2 separate regions of the Homo sapiens genome follow, and region 1 is linked to region 2. A link is an interaction called in ENCODE POLR2A ChIA-PET data of the cell type or tissue named here. Cell type or tissue: B cell. All regions are shown on one strand. Links, peaks and the distances in the headings refer to the core of each region. The heading gives the core; the rest is flanking DNA.

The links. Peaks named below come from ENCODE experiments on the same cell type or tissue, not always from the same donor. Only the 100,000 strongest peaks of a DNase experiment are listed, where the experiment ranks them.
Region 1: POLR2A ChIA-PET joins it to region 2 with 11 read pairs; 3 of 35 experiments call an interaction of 5 or more read pairs at or near these places.

What each region holds. Positions count from the first base shown.
Region 1 is chr6:106,622,211-106,627,210 of GRCh38, reverse strand. RTN4IP1 (reticulon 4 interacting protein 1) reads left to right here. Exons shown (of 9, transcript NM_032730.5): 2 at 4,242-4,393. Among named protein-coding and RNA genes, the nearest start is that of RTN4IP1, 4.8 kb to the left of the region's middle. In B cell, for the core only: no CTCF peak of the experiment used is centred there; no DNase peak of the experiment used is centred there; H3K27ac peaks cover 1,263 bases.
Region 2 is chr6:106,457,972-106,464,459 of GRCh38, reverse strand. The region is part of intron 2 of CRYBG1 (crystallin beta-gamma domain containing 1); the gene reads right to left. Among named protein-coding and RNA genes, the nearest start is that of CRYBG1, 100 kb to the right of the region's middle. RefSeq lists an enhancer at 2,905-3,554. In B cell, for the core only: no CTCF peak of the experiment used is centred there; no DNase peak of the experiment used is centred there.

The DNA of each region.
Region 1 (5,000 bases), core at 1-5,000, 160 kb before region 2:
TTGAAACATCTTAGTTTTTTATGACTTGAATGGGTAATATTATTCGCAAGTTATCCTCTTTTTTTTTTTCTCCTACCTTTTGAGGATATTTATTGTCATTGCAGAAGATATCTGAAACAGTAGCTTGGGGAAATAAAATAATGAGTAGAAGACTGTAAACTGTAGGAAGCAGTTATTTCCCTTGGCAAGAAAGCAAGAGACATGTCTATTTTATTTGAAAGATGAAGGCTGGCTGTTTTTCTGGAGACGGCCACTACTGTTGGACGTAAAATAATAAATCATAGAAATGGCTAAAGAAATGAAGAATTTTTACATGGGGAAAAAATGCAGCCAACAGCATCATACCAACAAAGTTTGGTGTCTTTAGATGGGATTAAAGTCTTTAAACTGATGACAGATTTAGGATTTTTCAAATTGGCCCAACTCTCTGAACAAGTCAAGGTGTCAACCCCTGTCAATAGGATGGAACACTTAAGGGCCCCATTCAGTCATCCGTGTCACCAAACAGGTTCTCAATTACTAACTGCCAGCTGACTACATTCTGGGTTCAGGGGCTTGTTAGATAGTAACAGTGAGCCAAGGCTACTCAGTTGATGTATTAGCATTATCAGGGGACCAAGAAAACTAAAAACAACCTTGGGCTGCAGGCTCTGTATCTCAAAGAGGACTGAAACCTTTCTGCAGCTCTTAAACAGCAGCTAAAGTTTGACACGACTAAATGTCCACTTCTGTTGTTCAAACCACATAGAAGTTTCAGTGAATAATTGTTTAATTATCTTTAGCAGTGGAAAAGGAATGTAAGGCAGGAAAAGTGAAGCACATGACTTTTGTGAATATTACAAGTGAAGTTGTTTTTTTTTTCCCTGACAGAGTATAATCCTGACTCCCCAGATGGCAAATGTTGTAATGTTGGTATAATGGCCATCAGCTTAGATTTTCTGGGACTTTCCCACCTTTCAAACACTTTATCCCATGTGTCTTGATTTTTTATTAGTAACACAACTCATGCAAGCTACCCACCTGTCAGCATCTCTCTCGGTATCTTCTACCTTCCCTCCTGCTGTATGGATTAGCTGTCACTGCTTTCACATAAGGCCAGCCCTCGGCTTGTGTTTCTGATCCCATCCCCCTCACCTACTCTGGGATATCATTCCGGCAGGTGTCTCCTGCATCATCAGTCTTTTCTTTTCTACTGGATCATCTCCATTAGTATACAGACTTGCTGTTATTTCTCCTTTCTTAAGAAGAAGGAAAAGGCTGGGCACAGTGGCTCACACCTGTAATTCCAGCACTTTGGGAGGCCGAGGCAGGTGGATCACCTGAGATCAGGAGTTCGAGACCATCCTGATCAACATGGAGAAACCCCGTCTCTACTAAAAATTAGCCAGGCGTGGTGGCGCATGCCTGTAATCCCAGCTACTCAGGAGGCTGAGACAGCAGAATCGCTTGAACCCGGGAGGCGGAAGTTGCAGTGAGCCGAGATCACGCCATTGCACTCCAGCCTGGGCAACAGAGCAAGACTCTGTCTCAAAAAAAAAAAAAAAAAAAAGAAAAAAAAGAAAAAAGCCACTCAAAAGTCCTCTGTCCATCCCAGTTCCCACTTCGAGCTACTGCTCCATTTCTCTGCTCCCTTTGCAACAAAACTGTTTTAAAGAGAGTTCAGTCTTCTCATGTCTCCAGTCCCTTATTTCCCATTCTCTCAAAAGTGCACTACACAGCAGTTGCTCCTGGCAGGGTTACCAAAGGTCTGTTAGATCCAGGCTTGTTTGTTTGTTTTAAAGCCTCTTAGCATCTTTGGACCTTATTTGAAAACCTGTCTCCCGTCAGCAGCATTGAATGTCTTTAAACTGCCGCCTTAGTCTCCTTTGCTGCTTTCTCCTCATCCCTAAGATCTAATGGATTGCCCACAGGAGTGGGTGCGGGGCAAGGGGAGACGTACAGAGTGGGTTAGTGACTGTGGAGCATGCGTTGTGGGGCAGGGAGTGAGTGGTACATGACACTGGAGAGGTAGGCAGGGTGCCTATCATGGAAAGCCTCACATGGCAGACAGGTTCTCAAAAAAAGGTCAAGCAGAAGAGAGAATAACAGATACTTTTGGGTCTGAGAAAAGTCACGTTGTATATGGAAGCCATGTAATAAATTACTCTGGATTATTATAGAGTAGCAAATTTACTTGAACCAAAAAATTAAAAGAATGTTTTCAGTTTTATTTAGCTGATATTTATATAAGTATTCTTTTTCTTTTTCTTTTTCTTTTTCTTTTTTTTTTTTTTTTGAGACAGAGCTTTGCTTTGTCACCTGGGCTGGAGTGCAGTGGTGTGATCATGGCTCACTGCAGTCTCAAACTCCTGGGCTCAAGCAATCCTCCTGCCTCAGCCTCCTGAGTAGCTGGGATTACAGGCATGTACCACTATGCCTGGCTAATTTTTAAAATTTTTAGTAGAGATGAGCTCTAGGCTGGTTTTGAACTCCTGAACTCAAGCAATCCTCCCACCTTGGTCTCCCAAAGTCCTGGGATTACAGATGTGAGCCACCACACCTGGCCTGTAAATAGTCTTAAAAATAAAAAGATATGGGCCAGGTGTGGTGGCTCACGCCTGTAATCCCAGCACTTTGGGAGGCAAGGTGGGTGGATCGCTTGAGCCTAGGAGTTTGAGACCAGCCTGGCCAACATGATGAATCCCTGTTTCTACAAAATTAGCCAGACGTGGCGCACACCTGTAATCCCAACTACTCCAGAGGTTGAGGCATGAGAATGGCTTGAACCCAGGAAGTGGAGGTTGTAGTGAGCCAAGATCACATCACTGCATTTGGGCAACAGAGTGAGGCTTCATCTCTTAAAAAAATAAATAAAATAGGCCGGGTGCAGTGGCTTACACCTGTAATCCCAGCACTTTGGGAGGCCGAGGCGGGCGGATCACGAGGTAGGGAGATTGAGACCATCTTGGCCAACATGGTGAAATCCCATCTCTACTAAAAATACAAAAATTAGGTGGCTGTGGTGGTGTGTGCCTGTAGTCCCAGCTACTCGGGAGGCTGAGGCAGGAGAATCACTTGAACCCTGGAGGCAGAGGTTGCAATGAGCCAAGATCATGCCACTGCACTCCAGCCTCATGACAGAGCGAGACCCTGTCTCAAAAAAATAAATAAAAAGATGTGAAATAAAACAACTTGATTTTACACATCAGAACAGATGCAGCCAAGAGGCTTTTTATCACTCAGGAATTTATTCCAATTTATTTCAAAGATGTTGTTCTAGAAACATGTTTAAGGATGTGGGGATCATTACTGGTAAACTGTTGTCAGCATCAAGTACTTTATATTCTTGCCTTATTTATATATTGACTTCAAACAGCTTAAACATTTGTCTTCACCAGACCTGGCACCAAATATTCTGTTGTTTAAAAAGTTTGTGAATGAGTACGTTAATAAAGACATGAATACGTTAATAAAGACATCATCTTCAAAGAACAAAGCAAAACTGTATAAAAGATAATACTAAAAGTTCTGAAGACAGTTTCAAAATTTGAATTTCAAAAATATTTTGAACAATGGTGGCTTTAGTTTAATAAGTGATTATCACTTTCCAAGTAAATTTTTTTTAAAGAAAATCTTTTTATGCTTTCCCATGTAATGGCAAAAAATTATAAGGTTGATTACTTTTTTAAAAAACTTTTAAGTTGAGAGGTACAAGTGCAGGTTTGTTACATAGGTGAGCTTGTGTCATGGGGGTTTGTTCTACAGAGTATTTCATCTCCCAAGTATTAAGTCTCATACCCACTAGTTATTTTTCTTGATCCTCTTCCTCTTCCCACCCTCCACCCTCTGAAAAACCCCAGTGTGTGTTGTTCCCCTCTATGTGTCCATGTGTTCTCATCATTTAGCTCCCACTTTAGTTTTCTGTTCCTGTGTTAATTTGCTAAGGATAATGGCCCCCAGTTCCATCCATATCCTTGGAAAGGACATGATCTCGTTCCTTTTTATGGCTGCATAGTATTCCATGGTGTGTATGTACCACAGTTTTTTTATCCAGTCTATCATTGATGGGTAGTTAGGTTGAGTCCATGTCTTTGCTGTTGTGAATAGTGTTGCAGTGAACATACACTTATGTGTCTTTGTAATGGAATGATTTATAATCTACATCTTGAAGACCTAAAATTGTACTGGACTATAACCCTGTAGTAGTTTTAAAAGCATTTCATACTTACATTTGGAGGAAACAGATAAATTGTATTTTACAGGTGGTTATGGAGCTACAGCTTTAAATATGAAGCGTGATCCTTTACACGTGAAAATCAAAGGAGAAGAATTTCCTCTGACTCTGGGTCGGGATGTCTCTGGCGTGGTGATGGAATGTGGGCTTGATGTGAAATACTTCAAGCCTGGAGATGAGGTGAGTTAGGGAATGCCACTATTCCTGCGGGGATCCAACCCACAGACCCTGATCCAGCGACGGATGAGAGACGCACACTGACACAGATACTTTGCCTGTCAGTGCAGCTAAGGGGCTTCTGCTCCCTGAATCTGCAGCATCTGCCCCCTAAACTGACAAAGTTTGCATTTATTTAGTACAGATTAAATGACGTAGGTCTCGAGTAAACACCACTAGAGGGTAATTAACATTGCCGACCGTGCCCTGCCTCTGCAGCAGTAGAGAGCAATCATGCATCCATGAAAGATCAAAGATTGGTCTTAGGACCACTTGAGTAAACAAACTATTTAGATAAACTCCCCCACATTCCCTAGTTATTTGCTCTATTGCTATCAACTCAAGGTAAAGAGAATTAGGCTGCTTTCAGCCAAATGTTTTACTAAAGCTGTGCAACACCCCCGGCCTTCCAAGTAGGTTTGTGTCTACTTCCTATAACTATCTTTATAATTTTTCCTCTTACAATTTTTCCCACCACCCTGACTGAACTCCCACATATTCCTTTACTAAATGTGCAAATTTCATTCTGTTTCAGAAGTATATTCTATGCTGTTGAACTTTTTTCTTCTTT
Region 2 (6,488 bases), core at 878-5,877:
ATGCAGTGGCACAATCTTGGCTCACTGCAACCTCTGCCTCCCGGGTTCAAGCAATTCTCCTGCCTCAGCCTCCCAAGTAGCTGGGATTACAGGCGCGCACCAACATGCCCGGCTAATTTTTTGTATTTTTAGTAGAGATGGGTTTCATCATGTTGGTCAGGCTGGTCTTGAACTCCTGACCTTGTGATCCGCCCGCCTTGGCCTCCCAAAGTGCTGGGATGACAGGTGTGAGCCACTGCGCCTGGCCAACTTTTAGATTTCTAAGATCTTTGTTTGAAGTCAAGAAGAGCGTTCGATTAGACAGGCCCAGTGTCTACGGAGAAGACCCAGGTTGCCTTGCAGCTGCTCTTGCTGGTTGTGTTTGTCACATTGAGAGCTGTCCCACAACCACAAGTTGTCACAAAGGCTCTAAGCATTTAAATTACAGTTGTCCATTTGTCCTCCACTCACACATTTTGGTTTTTCCCCATGTTTTTCTGGGGATTTTCTTTCATGTGACTGGTTGAAAATTATTTAAAATATCTACTGGTAACTGATAATTAACCAATAATTAGCCATGGACATGAATCTACACACAGTGACTTTTTGGCCTCTCTGTAGCTGGTATTTGACTAAAGCTTCTAAAAGAGTCATTAGGCACAATGGCAGAGTGACATCAAAGGTCCACTAACAGAAAATGAGAGTAAAATCAGTAGTCATGGGAATAAACAGAATAATTAAAATACTAAATCCCTTTCCTGCAGTCTTAAATGCAAGAAACAACTAAAGGCTTTATCTGACTGATATGCTCAACAAACTGCCAACATCAAATGTTTTATTCCATCTCCAACTGTCACTTCAGCATTCAGATGTTTTTCAAAAGTGTGCTTCATACACACACATATCTATACACATACAAACACATATATTTAAAATCAATTACCTATTTCATTAAATTATGGGTTATATGATAATCAGCACCCTGAGAGGGAAAATAAAGAATAGATCATAAGTTTAAAGGGCATGCTTTTTCCTAGAACACATTACAAAACTAGGGTGACAAACATTCTACACATTCCATCCAATAGCTTCAAAGGCATCATGTGCAAAACAAAGCAAATGTATACTATTACAAGTAGAGAAGAGAAGGAAAAACAAGCATCAAAGGTGAGTTCAGGCTGGTGGTGATGGCCACCTCCCACTTTACAAAGTAGGACAGAAGTTGTTGTTTTTTTTTTTTTCTTTCCTGCCTCAGGTTTATTTGTACGAATAGCACAGGACAGAAGATTTAATACTAAAACAGCACACTGGCTTGTTTTGTTTTTTAGAGACAGGGTCTTTCTCTATCACCCAGGCTGGAGTGTACTGGTGCCATCCTAGCTGACTGCAACCTTGAACTCTCTGGCTCAAGAGATCCTCCCACCTGAGCCTCCCAAATAGCTAGGACTACAGGCATGGGCCACCTTACCTAGCTAATTTTAAAATTTTTTTGTAGAGATAGGGTCTTGCTTATTGCCCAGGCTGGTTTCAAACTCCTGGCCTCAAGCAATCCTCCCGCTTTGGTTTCCCAAACTGCTGGGATTACAGGTGTGAGCCACTGAGCCTGTCCACATTAGCTTTTACAAACAGGAATTGGGGATAATGAGTAAAGTCTGGGTTAAGATCTTGATTCGCCACTCAATCTTAAGACAACATCACCTGTCAAGTCCAGTATACACAAAGCAATTATGAGCTGTTGATGCAGAATCTTAAACTAATTATTCCACTTCTCAAAGCATCTTTGTGATTTATTACCATATGATTCAAATAAGAACTTGGTATGCTGCAAATGAGCCCAGCCCAAAGGAAAGTGGCTTTTGAGAGAATATAAAGTAGCTTGTTTCTTTCTCTAGCATTAGAGGTTCTGAAAAACTTGGTGTAAGGGCTAAGTCTCAGAGAACGTAACCCAGCAGGAACTACTTTTACTTACTTTGCTAGTTAAACTCTAACCAGCTGCAAAAACACTGTTTAAAACTCAGAAAAGGCCGGGCGCGGTGGCTCACGCCTGTAATCCCAGCACTTTGGGAGGCTGAGGTGGGCGGATCACGAGGTCAGGAGATCGAGACCACGGCGTAAACCCTGTCTCTACTAAAAATACAAAAAATTAGCTGGGCATGGTGGCGGGCGCCTGTAGTCCCAGCTACTCGGGAGGCTGAGGCGGGAGAATGGCGTGAACCCGGGAGGCGGAGCTTGCAGTGAGCCGAGATAGCGCCACTGCACTCCAGCCTGGGCGACAGAGCGAGACTCCGTCTCAAAACAAAACAAAACAAAACAAAAAAACAAAAAACAAACAAACAAAAAACTTCAGAAAAAAAAGAATAGCTAAATGAGTATCTTAATAGACAGTTGCCAGGATATTTTCAAATATATGAGACTGAAATACTTAGTTAGCCTTGCATAATATTAATACATGCTGATTGACAATCATCAATACTCAAACATCACTAAAGAAATATTGGACAAATCAATGCCTCAGAAGGATTTCCTCATCAAGGACTTACCTCAAGATCCCGGTCATAGTACCTGTTTCTGGGATTTTCATGTCGATTCCAGGAGTCAGGACGCCTATGCCGAGAGTCAATGTTCCTGCTGCGATTATTAGCACACCCATTGCACCTGCCACAGCCACACCCACAGCAGGTTGAACCCCCCATGGAGGCTCTGGATCGGATCAGCCTTCCTATTTTTCCCGAGAGAGAACAGGAAGTTTTGTAGGAGAGCTGGAGTGTCCGGAGCTACATGTGCACCCCAATATGGTGCCAATAGTCCCAAGTGAGTCACTGCAGCCAGTGGCCTTTTTTCTTGGCAATAGAAGGGAGTTCCCCCAGTGAGGGATTTCTGACCAAAACAAATATTCTATCACGATTAGGAAAGACCCTATAACAACTCAAAAGAAGACAAACCCCCAAGTTTTCATCTCTCCAGTCAAAATGATGATAAGATCCTCTCTCAATGGCCTCAGAAACACAAGTGAGCATCTCTGGCCAGTGACTCCTCTTTATTATGAGGATGATGTCACCAGAGCTTTAATTTTCTCCTGTACTACATTTGCTGGAAGGAACTCAGCTTGAAATGTAAGGATGTCAGAGAACAATAACAGTAATTACCACTTATATAAAGCTTTGTATTTGCCCCATGGTTTAGAATCATTAGCAATTCCTTACATGGGCAGCTGGTCAGGGTGATTACCACTCAAGTATTCCTGGAGGAAAGTCACCTGTCTTGATTAGAGATGGAAATAGGATCCCAAAGGATTTAACTTAAATGCTTTCAGTTCCTGATGCTTTAAATCAGAGGCAATTGTAAATATTTTTTCATGTTAAGAGCAAGAAATTTACTTTAACCAAAGGGATCAAAGGTCGGGCACGGTGGCTCACCCCTGTAATCCCAGCACTTTGGGAGGCTGAGGCAGGCATATCATGAGGTCAGGAGTTCAGGACCAGCCTAGCCAACATGGTGAAACCCTGTCTCTACTGAAAATACAAAAATTAGCTGGGCATGGTGGCAGGTGCCTGTAATTCCAGCTAATCTGGAGGCTGAAGCAAGAGAATCACTTGAACCTGGCAGGCAGAGGTTACAGTGAGCCAAGACCTAGCCTCTGCAATCCAGCCTGGGCAACAGAGTGAGACTGTCTCAAGAAAACAAAACAAAACAAAACAACAAAACAAAGGGATTGAAAGTCGCAGGAGCAGAACTGGAGTGAGTGAGAGGGAGGAGCATTTCAGTTACTCTTCTGAGACCTTCATCTAGTTTCATTGCATATGAGTGACCACAAAACATGATTTCAAAAGCCCCACTCCTGCTCCCCATCTCTGGATATCCTCTCTAGAGTAAGGGCAGGGCAGCGTTCTGGGTTTCTCATTACAATTTTTCCCCCTCACAATTCCCCACCCCCATAAACACACAACAAATTTAAACCCTGACTGGATAACAGCACACTAAGATATTTTCCAAAAAACTTACAAAGAAGATAAAAATGTCCCATATAAAAATATAATTTTGATCAGCTCTGAATACCAATGATTATCACTTTAGCACAATATCTTCAGCAAGGTAAACAACGCAATACAAAAATGAGCAAAGAATATGAAAGGATAATTCAGTGAAGAAATAATACAAGTGGCCAATAAGTGTACAAAAGAGCTCAGACTGGCTGGGCGCGGTGGCTCACGCCTGTAATCCCAGCACTTTGGGAGGCAGAGGCGGGCGGATCACGAGGTCAGGAGATCAAGACCATCCTGGCTAACATAGTGAAACCCCGTCTCTACTAAAAATACAAAAAAAAAAATTAGCCGGGCGTGGTGGCGGGCGCCTGTAGTCCCAGCTACTCGGGAGGCTGAGGCAGGAGAATGGCATGACCCCGGGAGGCAGAGCTTCCAGCCTGGGCGACTCTGTCTCAAAAAAACAAACAAACAAACAAACAAAAACAAAAGAGCTCAGACTCATTCTTAGTTGAAGAACTGCAAATTTAAACAATGAGGTACCAACAGGTTGGCAAAATGAAAATATTAGTATATATAACATTCATAAAGTGGTGGGAAAACAGACTTATTTACTGTTGGAAGTGTAAGTTGATAAACCTTTTTCAACGGACAATTTGATAGTATCTATTACATTTTTAAATATGCAAGCTTTTGATTCAGCAATTCCACTTCTAGGGAATTTATCCCGCAAAAATAACTGACCAAAAAAAGCATAGAGATGGTGTTGTTTATAAAAGAAAAAAAATGTAGAAGCAACTCAAATGTTCACAAATAAAGAGTGGTAAACTATGTGATAGTACATCCATCATATTCTACATATGGAACACTACTCAGCAATTCTAAAGAGGCATTTTTATAGAGACTGACATGGGAAGATGATCACAAAGATTTCTTAGTAAAAAAAAAAAAAAAACCCACAAATGGACTAACTCTGTTTAGTCCATTTAGACTTTTTTCTCTCCTTACCCTGAGAGGCATACCAAAATAGTTACCTCTCAGGGTGAGGAAAGAATTTAAGTCTTTATTTTATGAGTTTAGTATTCTTGGAATTTTTTTTTGCAGCAAGCTAATATAATATTTAGAAGAGAAATAACAAATATATTACCATGCTCTTCTTAAAAAAACACCCTACAACAGATAAAGCCTTCTAATTTGAGTTAATACAGGAAATGGACTGGCTGCTGTATATTTATATGTTTATTTATACATATGTAAATAAAGAGCACCCATAGTCAGTGCCTCAAAGAAGACAACACATTACTTGTGGTGGAAAGCAAAACACATCACTCACTGAGCTTTCCTGTTACATCCTGGTGACCATAATACCTTCAAATGGAAACATCACAAATAAATATAGATAACCTGGATTTTTCCAAAGCTGGCTATACATAGGCAACCAATCTTTTTCATACAATATAAGATATCTAGCTTTTATGAGATATAGTGTGCCATGAGATATAGTGTCCCAGTCTTTAATGCCATACTTAGGATACCAAAGCAACGTCCTCCAGCCTGGAGAATGCCCAACTTGTGAACCTGTGTGTGTACGGAAAGGCAGCTCTTGCTTGCTGCACTCAGTAATATCAGGTTTTTCTGGGGACAGTGAACTGCTTCCTATGCCACTGTGCTCTGTGTTCACCTGCATCTTGGCACCTCCACGTCCCATGTGCGGGAGGAGAAGGGTGGTATCATGCTCTGGAAACTACCTTATTCTCTTTCTGCTGCACGCAGCAGGCTTATGTGTTTGTATTTGGTGAGATTTCCTGCTCTACCTTCAAAAGCCTAAACAAAAGTAAAGTTCATACTAGAACTGAAATACTGTGCATTTGTTACAGCAGTATTTTCTACTTTTTAAAAAACTGTGAATATATGCATTTCATTCATGAAAAAAAATTTATAAATAATGTTCCAGTCATACAAATGCAGTCTGATCCTTAGGGCTTCCTAGTCTGACAAGGAAGGAGACTTGTAAATCAGTACAATAAGTACTGAGTTCAAGGTACATTCAAGGTAAGTGGCAACACAGGGGAAAATAAACAACTTTCCTGGGGCAGAGATCACAAAAAAGGAGCTGTTTGAGCAGGATCTTAAAGGACGAGTAGAAGACTGCAGCTGCATAAAAAATGGAAAAACTTTGTAGGCATGGGAAAGAGTCTGTGCAAAAAGAGTAGAATGGCCCAGTAAGGTAACTTGGAAACAACAGTAGCCTTCTGACAATGCAATCAGGATTGTTTGCATAGTTTACAGCACATCAGAAAATCATTAACAATTAGACATGGATACCTAAACCATTTCAATTTAACTTTAGTCACAATACAACTTAAACCACTCCTCCGTCTTCAGAAAATTTCTGCATAGGCAATACTTTCACATAGCTCAAAAATAAAAGTATTAAAAAGTACACAGTAAAAGGCTTGTGTTTCCTACATTTATTTCCCCCACCCTTATCACCTTACCACATGTAATTATTATTAGTTTTTAATGTAT